Regions from separate parts of the Homo sapiens genome. Here region 2 is linked to region 1. A link is an interaction called in ENCODE POLR2A ChIA-PET data of the cell type or tissue named here. Cell type or tissue: PC-9. All regions are shown on one strand. Links, peaks and the distances in the headings refer to the core of each region. The heading gives the core; the rest is flanking DNA.

The links. ChIA-PET counts read pairs that join two places held together with the same protein. Peaks named below come from ENCODE experiments on the same cell type or tissue, not always from the same donor. Only the 100,000 strongest peaks of a DNase experiment are listed, where the experiment ranks them.
Region 2: POLR2A ChIA-PET joins it to region 1 with 12 read pairs; 3 of 35 experiments call an interaction of 5 or more read pairs at or near these places.

The regions. Positions count from the first base shown.
Region 1 is chr22:35,903,442-35,909,609 of GRCh38, reverse strand. The region is part of intron 2 of RBFOX2 (RNA binding fox-1 homolog 2); the gene reads left to right. Among named protein-coding and RNA genes, the nearest start is that of RBFOX2, 120 kb to the left of the region's middle. In PC-9, for the core only: no CTCF peak of the experiment used is centred there; a DNase peak (open chromatin) is centred at 3,529; H3K27ac peaks cover 927 bases.
Region 2 is chr22:35,715,528-35,721,695 of GRCh38, reverse strand. It overlaps APOL5 (apolipoprotein L5), which reads right to left and starts at 3,824. Exons shown (of 5, transcript NM_030642.1): 1 at 3,770-3,824; 2 at 1,042-1,128. The coding sequence starts at 3,824. In PC-9, for the core only: no CTCF peak of the experiment used is centred there; no DNase peak of the experiment used is centred there.

The DNA of each region.
Region 1 (6,168 bases), core at 630-5,629:
ACATTGCACTTTTCATGATAGATTGTTGCATACTAAGTAGAAACTATATTTGTATTTAGTATTTTTCTTTTGAATGAAGAAAAATATTGCTAGCGTTACTTTTAAAATTGTTGTATTACCTTTTGACAACTTGTAAAATGCTAAAACAGGGTTACATATTTCAGGTGTATCTGACTTCCTAATTACTTTAAGCCTTTTACTGCTGTTGTTCTTTTTCTCCCCTTACAACCTCTCAACTCCCTTCTTTCCACCCATACTTTAAAGAAGGAAACTGAAATTCCTGATGTAATGTATATTTTTTCATATATATATGTTTAAGAGACTGGGTTTTGCTATGTGGCTTAGGCTGGTCTCAAATTCCTGGCCCCAAGCGATCCTCTCACCTTGGCCTCTTGAGCAGCTGCAACAAGAAGCATGAGCCACTGCACCAAACCTGATAACAATGATTTTCTGAAAGATAGCGAGATGTGCTGGGCGCAGTGGCTCACTCCTGTAATTCCAGCACTTCGGGAGGCCGAGGTGGGCAGATCACGAGGTCAGGAGATCGAGACCATCCTGACTAACACAGTGAAACCCTGTCTATACTAAAAATACAAAAAATTAGCCAGGCGTGGTGGCGGGCGCCTGTAGTCCCAGCTACTTGGGAGGCTGAGGCAGGAGAATGGTGTGAACCTGGGAGGTGGAGGTTGCAGTGAGCTGAGATCATGCCACTGCACTCCAGCCTGGGTGACAGAGCGAGACTCCATCTCAAAAAAAAAAAAAAAATAGATGAGAAATTGGATGAAAGAGGCTTGGCAAGTTCACTGAATTCCTTGAGCCCCAAACCTAAGTTTCTGCCTATTTAATAGGTTTCATCTAGTATTTTTTATTTTGTGACTCATATTTACCAATTGGCTATTGTGGTGGTAATTGTAATGATAACAATAGTATATATTGCTCTGTTTACATAATAGCCTAACATACAGATGTTGAACCATCCACAACTTAGAATGGTTCTGCTTAACAGTTTTCTGACTTTACAATGGTACAAAAGCAATACACATTCAGTAGAAACCAATGTTCATTCAGTAGAAACCATCTGAGTACCCATTTTTTCACTTTTATTATAATATTCAGTAAATTACATGAGATATTCAACACTTTATTATAAAATAGGCATTGTGTTAAATGATTTTACCCAACTGTAACCTAATGTAAGTGTTCTGAGCATGTTTAAGATAGGCTAGGCTAAGCTATGATGTTTGGTAGGTTAGGTGTGTTAAATGCATTTTTGACTTACTATATTTTCAACTTATGATGAGTTTATAGGGACAAAATCCCATTGTAAGTTGAAGAACATTTGTTCTCTATTTGGGTTTGACAACATCCCTGTAATGTAGGCATTATTAACTCCATTTTGCAGGTGAAGAAACTGAGTGTATCCATATTTGACTGTTTCTCATTATACGAATTCAAGAATGGTTAAGTTAAAATTTTATTTCTATCATTTTGGTGTGGAATAGTTATGGATAGTAGATCAGAGTGATACACCAGTTGACTTCTTGGCCTAAACATTTGAAATAGACATTTCAAGATTCTTTGACAGTCTCTGTTTTGGTCATCAAATGTGCACACTGTTGATGTGCATAAAGCTTTCTGTTGTTTCAAGTGAAATTGAATTTTGGGTAGAGCACAGTGGCTCACACCTGTAATTCCAGCACTTTGGGAGGTCGAGGCAGGTAGATCTCTTAAGGTCAGAAGTTCGAGATCAGTCTGGCCGATGTGACAAAAACCCGTCTCCACTAAAAATACAAAAATTAGCTGGGCATGGTGGTGGGTACCTGTAATCCCAGCTACTTGGGAGGCTGAGCACAAGAATCTCTTGAATCCGGGAGGTGAAGGTTGCAGTGAGCTGGAGTCACGCCACTGCATTCCAGCCTGCGCGACGGAGCGACACTCTGTTTCAAAAAAAAAAATCGAGTTTTGATTTGTAAGTTAAAGTAAATAATTTATTATTGAAAACATTTAGGATTAAGTTCAGCTGCATATAACAATCTCCTCTTCCCCACACAGAATCTTAACAAGAGAGAGATTCATTTGTCTTTCATGAAAAAGAAGTCTGAAATTAGGCAGTCCAGGCTAATATGGCGCTGTCTGGTTACCAAGGATCTAAGATCCTTACTGCTGTTTACTTCTCTGACTGTAGGATGGGCCTAGATGATTCAGCCATCATTTCCCCCTTTCCACAAAGCAGTTTGAGAGGAAGAAAAGAGGGGTGTCCCCTCCCCTACCTAAGAAAACTTCCAGGAAGTTCCATGTAACATTTCTGCTTATATCTCATTAGTCGGAATTAGTCTTAGGGCCATATGTAGCTGTAGTGGAGGATGGAAGATGTAGTCCTTTTCTGGGGAAGCGTGTACAGTAATATGCTAAAATGAAAACTGGGGTTTTGTTACTAAGGAAGAAGAGAAGAGAGGATATTGGGAAGCCACTAACATTCTCAGCTCCAGGGCCTATCAGAGTGACCCAGCCTTATCTCCCACATGATACAGAAGACCATTCTGCGGCTTCCCTGGGAGATTTTCAACCAGTCTTTGCCATGTTTTCCAACAAGATGATTTTTTTCTTGAAATGTATATACTTTTATGCAAAGATTTTTTAAAAGCTAAATAATACAAGATTATGGTAAGGATCACTGCAGTTTCCATTTTAAGATCAAGTTTGAGTTTTTTTCCAAAATTGATTAGTTTGTTGGAAATGGAAATTCAAATGGTATAGAAAGTTTTTTGGTTTTTTGTTTGTTTGTTTGTTTGTTTGGGACAGAGTCTTGCTCTGTTGGCCAGGCTGGGATGCAGTGGCGTGATCTTGGCTCACTGCAGCCTCCACTTCCTGGGTTCAAGCAATTCTTGTGACTCAGCCACCCAAGTAGCTGGACTAACAGGTGTGTGCCACCACGCCCGGCTAATTTTTGTATTTTTAGTAGAGATGGGGTTTCACTCTGTTGGCCAGGCTGGCCTCCTGACCTGAAGAGATCTGCCTGCCTCAGCCCCAGAAAGTGCTGGGATTACAGACATGAGCCACTGTGCCAGGCCATAGAATGAGGTTTTAAGTAAGAATAAAGTATGTGTGAAATATTTAAATATCTGACCATTGGTAAAGGAAAAAGTGTGATTTTTTTTCTTTTGTTTTTTGAAGCCTGGGTAAGTCATTAGATTATACATTTCTTAGGGATAGAGAACTCACTTTTATAAAATGTATGATTATTGTATTTTGAATAAATAACATTTACATAAGTTAATATTTTAAAAGTAGAAAATGGTCATATCGTGAAAAGTTGCTCTCCCATTCCTGTCTTGAGTTCCCAGTGTCTTTCCCCTACAGGCACTGGGTGTTTTTTACTTCTTGTGTATAATTCCTCCTTTGATCTTTTCCTCCCATTTAAAAAACCACTGGTTTTAAAACCATTGCTAAACCTTTCTTTTTTCCACTTAATGACATATGCGGTATGCATGGCTTAATGATAAGGATACTTTTTGAGAAATGTGTCATTAGGTGACTTCATTGTGAAAACATCATAGAATGTACTTACACAAACCTAGATATATACCTGACTATATATTATATATGGTACAGCCTAATGCCTTTAGGCTGCAAACCAGTACAGCATGTTACTCTACTGATTACTGTAGGCAATTGTAACACAATGGCAAATATTTTCATATTTAAACATATCTAAGCATGGACAAGGCACAGTAAAAACATGGCATTATCATCTTACGGGACCACCATGACATATGTGTTCCATCATTGACTGAAACATTGCTATGCAGTGCATGACTCTATTAGAGTATTTCATAATGGTATTTTAAGAGCTTCCTCATCCCCCTCCCCCAAGGCTATACTGTTCAGTGTTTCACTGTATGGATAAGCCATAATTCATTAAACAGGAGAGTCATGTCTTACTTACATATCTATACCTGCTCTGTAAACGCATTCATTCATATTCAAGGGACTGAACTCTTGAATTTGTGCAGAATATTTCTCTTCTTCATGGCTGAGTATCCTAACCAGCTGAGAGGATTTTCCCTTCTTTAAAGACCAAGGTATTTAAGATTCAGTCATTTCAGAAATAAATCCTTCTAAATTGTGTTGTATAACTATAAAATTTATTTCTTCTTAACAGTAAAATAGTGGGCATTTTTAAATGGTTTTAACACAGGTATCAGCATCAGTATTGTTTAGGAATATAAAAGAGTAATATTTCAGGAGCTTTTGCTGGTTTTGCCTTACTAAGTGGCACCATTTTGACATATATCATCTATCTATTTTACCTGCTTTTTAGATTTTTTTTCTCTTCATCTTTCTTGTTTCCTATGTTGGCTGCCTCTAACATAATATTCCTTTTTCCTCTGGTACTTATTCCCCACTGCTTCCCAGTTCCTTTTCTTAATTTGCTTTGTAAATTTTTGGTGGACAATTAGCCAGATAACCAGGACAGAAATATTCCTAAAATAAAAATAAATAGATTCAGAGAGAAGGTCTGATGGAGTTTTCCTGCCGATGAAAATTTTGGAATGAATGTTTTGGAATTCTGGATACCTAGAGGGCCTTTTTGCTTCCTGGTTATTACCGTGTTCTAGGACAGCTCTGTCTAATAGACCTTTCTGTGATGATAGAAATGTTTTATGTCTGCCCTATCCATTATGATAGCCACTATCCTCACGTGGCTCTTGAGCACTTGACATGTGGCTAGTATTAAGTAACTGAAATTTTAATTTTAATTAAGTTAAATTCACATAACCACATATGACAGCTGGCTGCGTGTTAGACGACGTAGTTCTAGACTCTAGTTAACTAACTTATATACAGCAAGCTTGATTAGAGGAGAGCTTGAACTGGGATGCTATTATTGTGCTGAGAAGAATAAATTTATAGTTTTGGAAGGGAGACAATTTGGAATGTAGATTATCAGATTAGCTTAAAGTAAATGATTAAATTGGAACTGCCTTTTCATATTGACGTTATGATTATTTCACAGTGTAGCATTTTAAAGCCATTGTTACCAGCATTTATTTGTGGTTTGTATCTGTGGCAAAGCTGTGAGTCCTTTTGGTAACTAGGGTGAAATTAGTAGCACTCTAACTTTATTTATAGGACTTGGTTAGACAGTTGCCTGAGTGCCAGAAACTCCTGCAAATAACTTTGACCTTCCCTAACAAAAAGTCAAAGGATAAAGCGTTTCATAGTAGAAGATTTCAGTTGTATCTGACATACACAAAACATTACTTTCTAATGGAGAAATCTGTAACCAAAAAAAGCATAAATAATTAAAGATTTTGGTAACTGCTAGGAAGAACATAAACAGGGCACAGTAACAGAGAGTACGGGCTTGTGGGGAAAGACCTCCAACTAGATAGAGGAGTCTGGAGAGTTTTATTTGAGGAAGTGATATTTAAGCTGAGTTCTAAAAGATAAGAAGGAGCCTGGCTTGCAAAGAATGAAGGTGGAACGAGGAGGGATTTCAGAAAGAGGGAATTAAGGGGTATGGGGGAGAGGAATTGACACAAAATCAGTGTCTTTAGAATAGTGATTGAGAGGAGATATGGTATGAAGTGAGGTTGGAGAAGTGGGCACATAGCAGGTCATATAGGACCTTAAAGACCATCATAAGGAGTTTGGAAAGAAAAATGTAATGTGATGCCGTGGAAGTAGGAGAGTGATAAGATCTGGTGTTTGTTTTACAGAGTTTCTCTGGCTGCTGTGTGATGGTGTTTTGGAAGGGAGCAACAATGGAAATGGGGAAACTAGTGTGATATTCAGGAAAGAGATGATGGTGGCTTGGGTTAAGGTGGTTTAAGGCAGTGGAGGTCAAGTGAAGTCACACACACAGAAGTTGCTGTAGGTTGGATGTGAGGGATGAGGGGTGAAGGAAGGGTTTCTGGCTTTCATAATTGTCAGGTAGTACCAGGGGACTTCAAGGGTGGTGATGGTGGAGAATTAAGGACCCAATTTTGGGCATGTTGAGTTTGACATGCTTGTGTGACAGCTAAGTAGTCATATTGGAGCATGGGGAGAGGTCTCTGCTAGGGGTGTAACTTGGTAGTTATTAACATGTTGATGGTATTTGAAGTGATGGGAATGGATGAGACAACTTAGAGAAGATGACTCAGGATTGAACCCCAAGGAACA
Region 2 (6,168 bases), core at 367-5,366, 190 kb after region 1:
AGGGTGAAGGCAGACCCAGGAAGGAATATTCCTGGATTGGGAGAAAACCAGCAAATTCTGCTTCTAGGATTCCATTGCCCTCTAAGCCATGTGTCTGGGCATCTATCAGTATACCAATGTACTTACCATTACCAAAGGATTTTTTTTTTTTAAATGAAGCCCTGCTCTGTCGCCCAGGCTAGAGTGCAGTAGTGGTGCAATCTTGGCTCACTGCAACCTCCGCCTCCCGGGTTCAAGCAATTCTCCTGCCTCAGCCTCCCATGTAGCTGGGATTACAGGCATGCTCCACCACACCTAGCTAATTTCTGTATTTTTAGTGGAAATGACGTTTCACCATGTTGGCCAATCTGTCCTTGAACTCCTGACCTCAAGCGATCCGCCCACCTTGGCCTCCCAAAGTGCTAGGATTTCAAGCGTGAGCCACCGTGCCTGCCCTTACCAAAGGTTTTACATTTTTTTTACTAAGATATTTTTTATGCGGATGTGTACATTTTATCTTTTTTGCATATCTCCAATTGCACATGAGACAACATGAGCAACACTTCAGCCAACTTGGTTGGAACCCATTTGTATGTTTCATCCTATGAAGGTGGCTACAGATCTGGATATTAACAATCAGATTTTATTCCTTCATTCAAATACTTATTGACAGCTGGGCACGGTGGCTCACACCTCTAATCCCAGCACATTGGGAGGCCGAGGCGGGTGGAGCATTTGAGATCAGGAGTTCAAGACCAGCCTGGCCAACATGGGGAAACTCCATCTCTACAAAAAATATAAAAATTAGCCGGGCGTGGTGGCGGGCGCCTGTAATCCCAGCTACTCGTGAGGCTGAGGCAGGAGAATCACTTGAACCTGGGAGGCAGAGGTTGCAGTGAGCCGAGATCGTGCCACTGCACTCCAACCTGGGCAACAGAGAAGAGACTCTGTCTCAAAACAAAACAAAACCCAAATACTCATTGAGTGCTGGGTCTGTGACAGACACTGTTTTGGATGCTGGGATTGTGGCCATAAGCATAACAGCCTGTTCTCTGCCCTCACGGAACTCAGGTTCTGGGGACTTCCCCCAGACCTCACCTCCGTAGATTACCTTTCGAAGCCACATTTCTTTACAACCTTCTCCCAAGCCTGGAGATGGACAAGGATCAGGGACATTTCTTCTTGAGTCATCTCAGCCCGAAAAGACATAACAGTGCTCCGGGAAAGTTGGCTGTCTAATTACAATATTGGAGAATTAGAAAAAAAAAAGAATACAACAAAAATCTTAATGTCTCAGAAATGTCACATGATTTTTGTCTAATGATTTTAAACAAACAAACCATGGGAATGCCCAAGGTTGACTAGGATGCAATAAAACTGGAAATCGCTTAGGCTTCTAGTGGCAAAGTAGATTGGTAAAGCACTTTTGAAATGTTGACGTTATACGTTAATGATATGGGAGCAGGCAGGGAAGTGCTGCTTACATAAAGGCATGGTCCCCGGTGAGGGTTCCACCCTCGGGCCTGGGCCCATGGATCTAAGTGAGGACAAGCATTTCTGCTTTCGCTCCCAAATGCTGCATTTTCTAAGACCACTCTGGCCCGCCATATCCCCACCTAACAGGCAGACACACACAAGTAGCTGGACATCGAGAGGAACACACAGGAAGAAGAATACACCGGCGGATGCTGACAGGTCATCCACGGCTGAATGACATGGAATTTAGCCAAAGGCAGTTGGAGGAGAACCGCTGAGTGGCCCAAATCCAGGGGAAGACCACCTTCCCACTCCATCCCCTTTCTGGCTCCCCATCCATCTGCTGAGAACTACACTCGATAAAACCTTGCACTCACTCTCCAAGCCCACGTGTGATCCAATTTTTCTGGCATACTAGGGTTAGAACCCTGGAGTACAGAAATTAGACCCTCTGCTTTGTCCTTCCGATAAGCTCACTGGGGCTCGGGAGCTGCAAACACTCAACCCTAGATGGGGCTGCTGTGGGGTCGGAGCCCACGCTCCCCAAGACCTGCCGGTCCGCATGCTCCCCCTAGGGGTTTGAGCCGCAGGGCACCGAAGAAGTGAGCCACACCCCGTTTTATACTGTGCAAGGGGGATAAGGGAACTTTTCCCATTTCGTTAAGTCACAAAAGTCTTCTGAGAATCATCCAACAACACAATGATAGGCACCAAGACAATCGGGGCCATGTTAATTGATAACATTTTTAACTTGGGAGCAAGTGAACGCTCATTCTGTCCAGTGCCTATCATCTATAGCCCTGAGAGAGGCACAGTCCAGTCCCTGCTGAATGACACCTGCCTGATGACAAGGCTCGTGGGCGGGATGGTGGTTGGTTTTACCCAGGCAGGCAACACAGCAGAGTCCACCTTGTTCAGACACTCTCTCTCACATTGCAGCTTCTTTTGTTGCTCAAAAATCACTTTAAATGTATTTTCAATATAATTTGACAAAAAGATAGTCAAATTTGACAAAAAATATAATTTGACAAAAATCACCCCTAGTTCTCCTGCAACATAACTATTGATTTCATTCTCTACTTCCCGTTATTTTTCAAATCCGTATTATTTTTCGCATGGCTTTTATACTTATAATGGTGTGTCCTGTTTTTATTTATTATTATTATTTATTATTATTATTATTTTTGAGACGGTCTCACTGTCACCCAGGCTGGAATGCAGTGGTGCGATCTCGGCTCACTGCAACCTGCGCCTCCTGGGTTCAAGTGATTCTCCTGTCTCAGCCTCCCGAGTTGTTGCAATTATAGGTGCGCACCACCATGCCTGGATAAGTTTTCTATTTGTAGTAGAGATGGGGGTTTCACCATGTTGGCCAGGCTGGTCTCAAACTCCCAACCTCAGGTGATACATCTGCCTTGGCCTCCCAAAGTGCTGGGATTACAGGCATGAGCCGCTGTGCCTGGCCACGTGCCCTGTTTTTAAAATGTAATGTTATACAAGTATTTTCCATCTTGCTATACAGTTGTTATAACTATTATTTTTGATGACTCTATGCTATTTCCTTAAGAGAAGATGTATTGTCATGTTTATAGAAACACTCCCTTATCATGGCACTTTGGCGTCTTTTTTTTTTTTTTTTTTTTTTTTGAGACGGGGTCTCTGTCTGTTGTCCAGGCTGCAGTGCAATGGCGCGATCTCCCAGTTCAAGCAATTCTCCTGCCTCACCCTCCCGAGTAACGGGACTACAGGTGTGCACTACCAGCCTGGCTAATTTTTTGTATTTTTAATAGAGACAGGGTTTCACCATGTTGGCCAGGCTGGTCTTGAACTCCTGGCCTCAAGTGATCTGCCCATGTTGGCCTCCCAAAGTGTTGGGATTACAGGCATGAGCCACTGCGCCCAACCGTGCTTTGGGGTCATAACAGTTTTGATATCCAGATGAGTTCTTTGATAATGTCGCCACCTTGTCCTGCCTGCTGCCTCTACTTTAACCAGAAATGGAACCAGTGATTGACCCCTTCCCCGCTGCCACACTGCTTCAAGCAGGGGCTTAAAGAGCTGCTTATGTTTTTAGTTAAACTTTACATTTTTAGTTAAACTTTACAAAGGAAGTTATTTGATGTAGTATTTTCAAACCTGAGCAATTGAGAGGGTCTCATGATATCTCCCTCATTAAAACCAAGGATCTGCTATATCTCCACCCAGCAATAGCATATGGTGGGTATAAAAAATAGTGTAACGTATTTTTTCTATTTCTGGGACAATTTGTACAACGTGAGAATTGCTTGTTTTCTGAAAGCTTAAAAGAACTTACCAGGTAACACCTTGGAACCGGGAACTTGCAAATTTCCTTGTTTGCCACATGGCATGCTTTAGATTTTTTAAAATTTAAGCTTATAATATGATTAATAAATATGACTCCCTTCTCCATGCCTGAAACCTGTCTCTCCCAGTCCTCACCTATTTTTTTTTCTTTTCTTTTCTTTCTTTTTTTTTTTTTTTGCGATGGAGCTTCTCTCTGCTGCCCAGGCTGGAGTGCAGTGGTGCAGTCTCAGTCACTGCAACCTCCACTTCCCAGGTTCAACTGACTCTTCTGCCTCAGCCTTCTGAGTAGCTGGGATTACAGGTGCCTGCCACCATGCCTGGCTAATTTTTGTATTTTTAGTAGAGACAGGGTTTCACCATGATGGCCAGGCTGGTCTCAAACTCCTGACCTCAGGTGATCCGCCCGCCTTGGCCTCTCAAAATGCTGGGATTACAGGCGTGAGCCACTGCGCTCAGCTGCTATGGCTTTTGGAAGGATGATTTAGGGTATCTTTCTTTTTTTTTTTTCTTTCATTTGGAGATGGTCTCATTTTGGCACCTGGGCTGGAGTGCAGTGACACAATCTCGGCTCACTGCAGTAACCTCCCGGGCTCAAGTGATCCTCCTGTCTTAGCCCCCCAAGTGGCGGGGACTACAGGTGTGCACCACCACACCCAGCTAATATATATATATATATATATTTTTTTTTTTTTTGTAGAGATGGAGATTCACCATGTTGCCCAGGCTAATCTCTAACTCCTGAGCTCAAACAATCCACCCTCCTTGGCCTCCCAAAGTGCTAGGATTACAGGTGTGAGCCACTGCACCTGGCCTTCTTGGGATGTCTCTTAACATGAGAAGTACATGTGCCTGACACTCAGCATCCCACCTCTAGAAATACACCCACCACGGACACAACACAACGGCACAACACAACACAACAGACAAACGTGTATGGATGTTCATCCAGTTATTTGAAGTTGTATAAAGAAATGGAAACAATTTGAAAAATCCATGCCGGGGACTGTTTACATGAAAATAGAGCAATACAAAATAAAGGTTTATGGATGTGAAAAGGAACGAGGCAAATCTATGTACAACTGACCTAGAAAGAGGTCCAGGATATATTAAGTAAAAGAAAAGAGGTTGAAGAATATGTTCTTTATATTCTTTTCTTATTTTTTTTAAGTACTATATATGTGATGTAGGAGTAGGGGAATATTCTCGAAGGAGATACACCAAATGTGAACAGGCTTAGCTCAGGGAGGGAGATTTAGGGCTAGGGTGACAAAATACTTTTGCACTTTTCACTCATCTATATTATTGAGCTTTGTTACCAAAGTAACTTGTTAGTTTTATAATAAAAGCCAATAGAAGCCAGGCACGGTGGCTCACGCCTGTAATCCCAGCACTTTGGGAAGCTGAGGCAGGTGGATCACCTGAGATCAGGAGTTCGAGACCAGCCTGGCCAACAAGTCTCTACTAAAAATACAAAAATTAGCCAGGCGTGGTGGTGGGCACCTGTAATCCCAGCTACTCAGGAGGCTGAGGCAGGAGAATCTCTTGAACCCGGGAGGCGGAGGTTGCAGTGAGCTGAGATTGCACCACTGCACTTCAGCCTGGGTGACAGAGCGAGACTCTGTCTCAACAACAACAAAAAGCCAATAGAATAAAAAGATTTTAGTAATGAGATTTATTATTCATTATTTTATCATAAAATCTCCCACTTGTACAGTAATGCATTTGGTGCAGGGAATGCTGCCAAGTACATGGTAAGACAAAATCTGACAAATTAATACTGTTAAATGTTAATATTGTTTTCTTTTTTTGTTGGTTCTATGTAAGTTTTTCTAACTTGTTATTTTGGCCTTTTGTGTCCTATTTATTTCAGGTTATCTCTTGGATGTAGAAAATTACTCAGATCTGATTTTGACCCAATTTGATACTTTTCTTAATGTTATTCATATTCATATTAATTATTTTTTGTTATAATTATTCAACTTTGATTTGTCCCATTATTTTAGGCATTCTGCTTTTTATTTCTTTGCTCTCTTCCTATGCTCTACATAGATAGGTACAGTGCAGAGGTTTCAGCTGATGCAGTGAGTGGTTTATTGTGGCAGCCCGGAGCTTCACCTTGAAGGCAGAGATGTGTGTTATCTGCGCTTTCCTGCCTACTCTGTGTATACCCAGTAAATGACAGATACAGAACAACACTTAGAATAAGACCTCATCATTCATGACACTAAGTTTTGTTTTTTTATGTATGTATGTATATATTTATTTAATTTTTGATACACAGTCTTGCTCTGTGGCTCAGGCTGGAGTGCAGTGGCACGATCTCGGCTTTGCAACCTCTGCCTCCCTTGTTCAAGCGATTCTCCTGCCTCAGTCTCCCGAGTAGCTGGG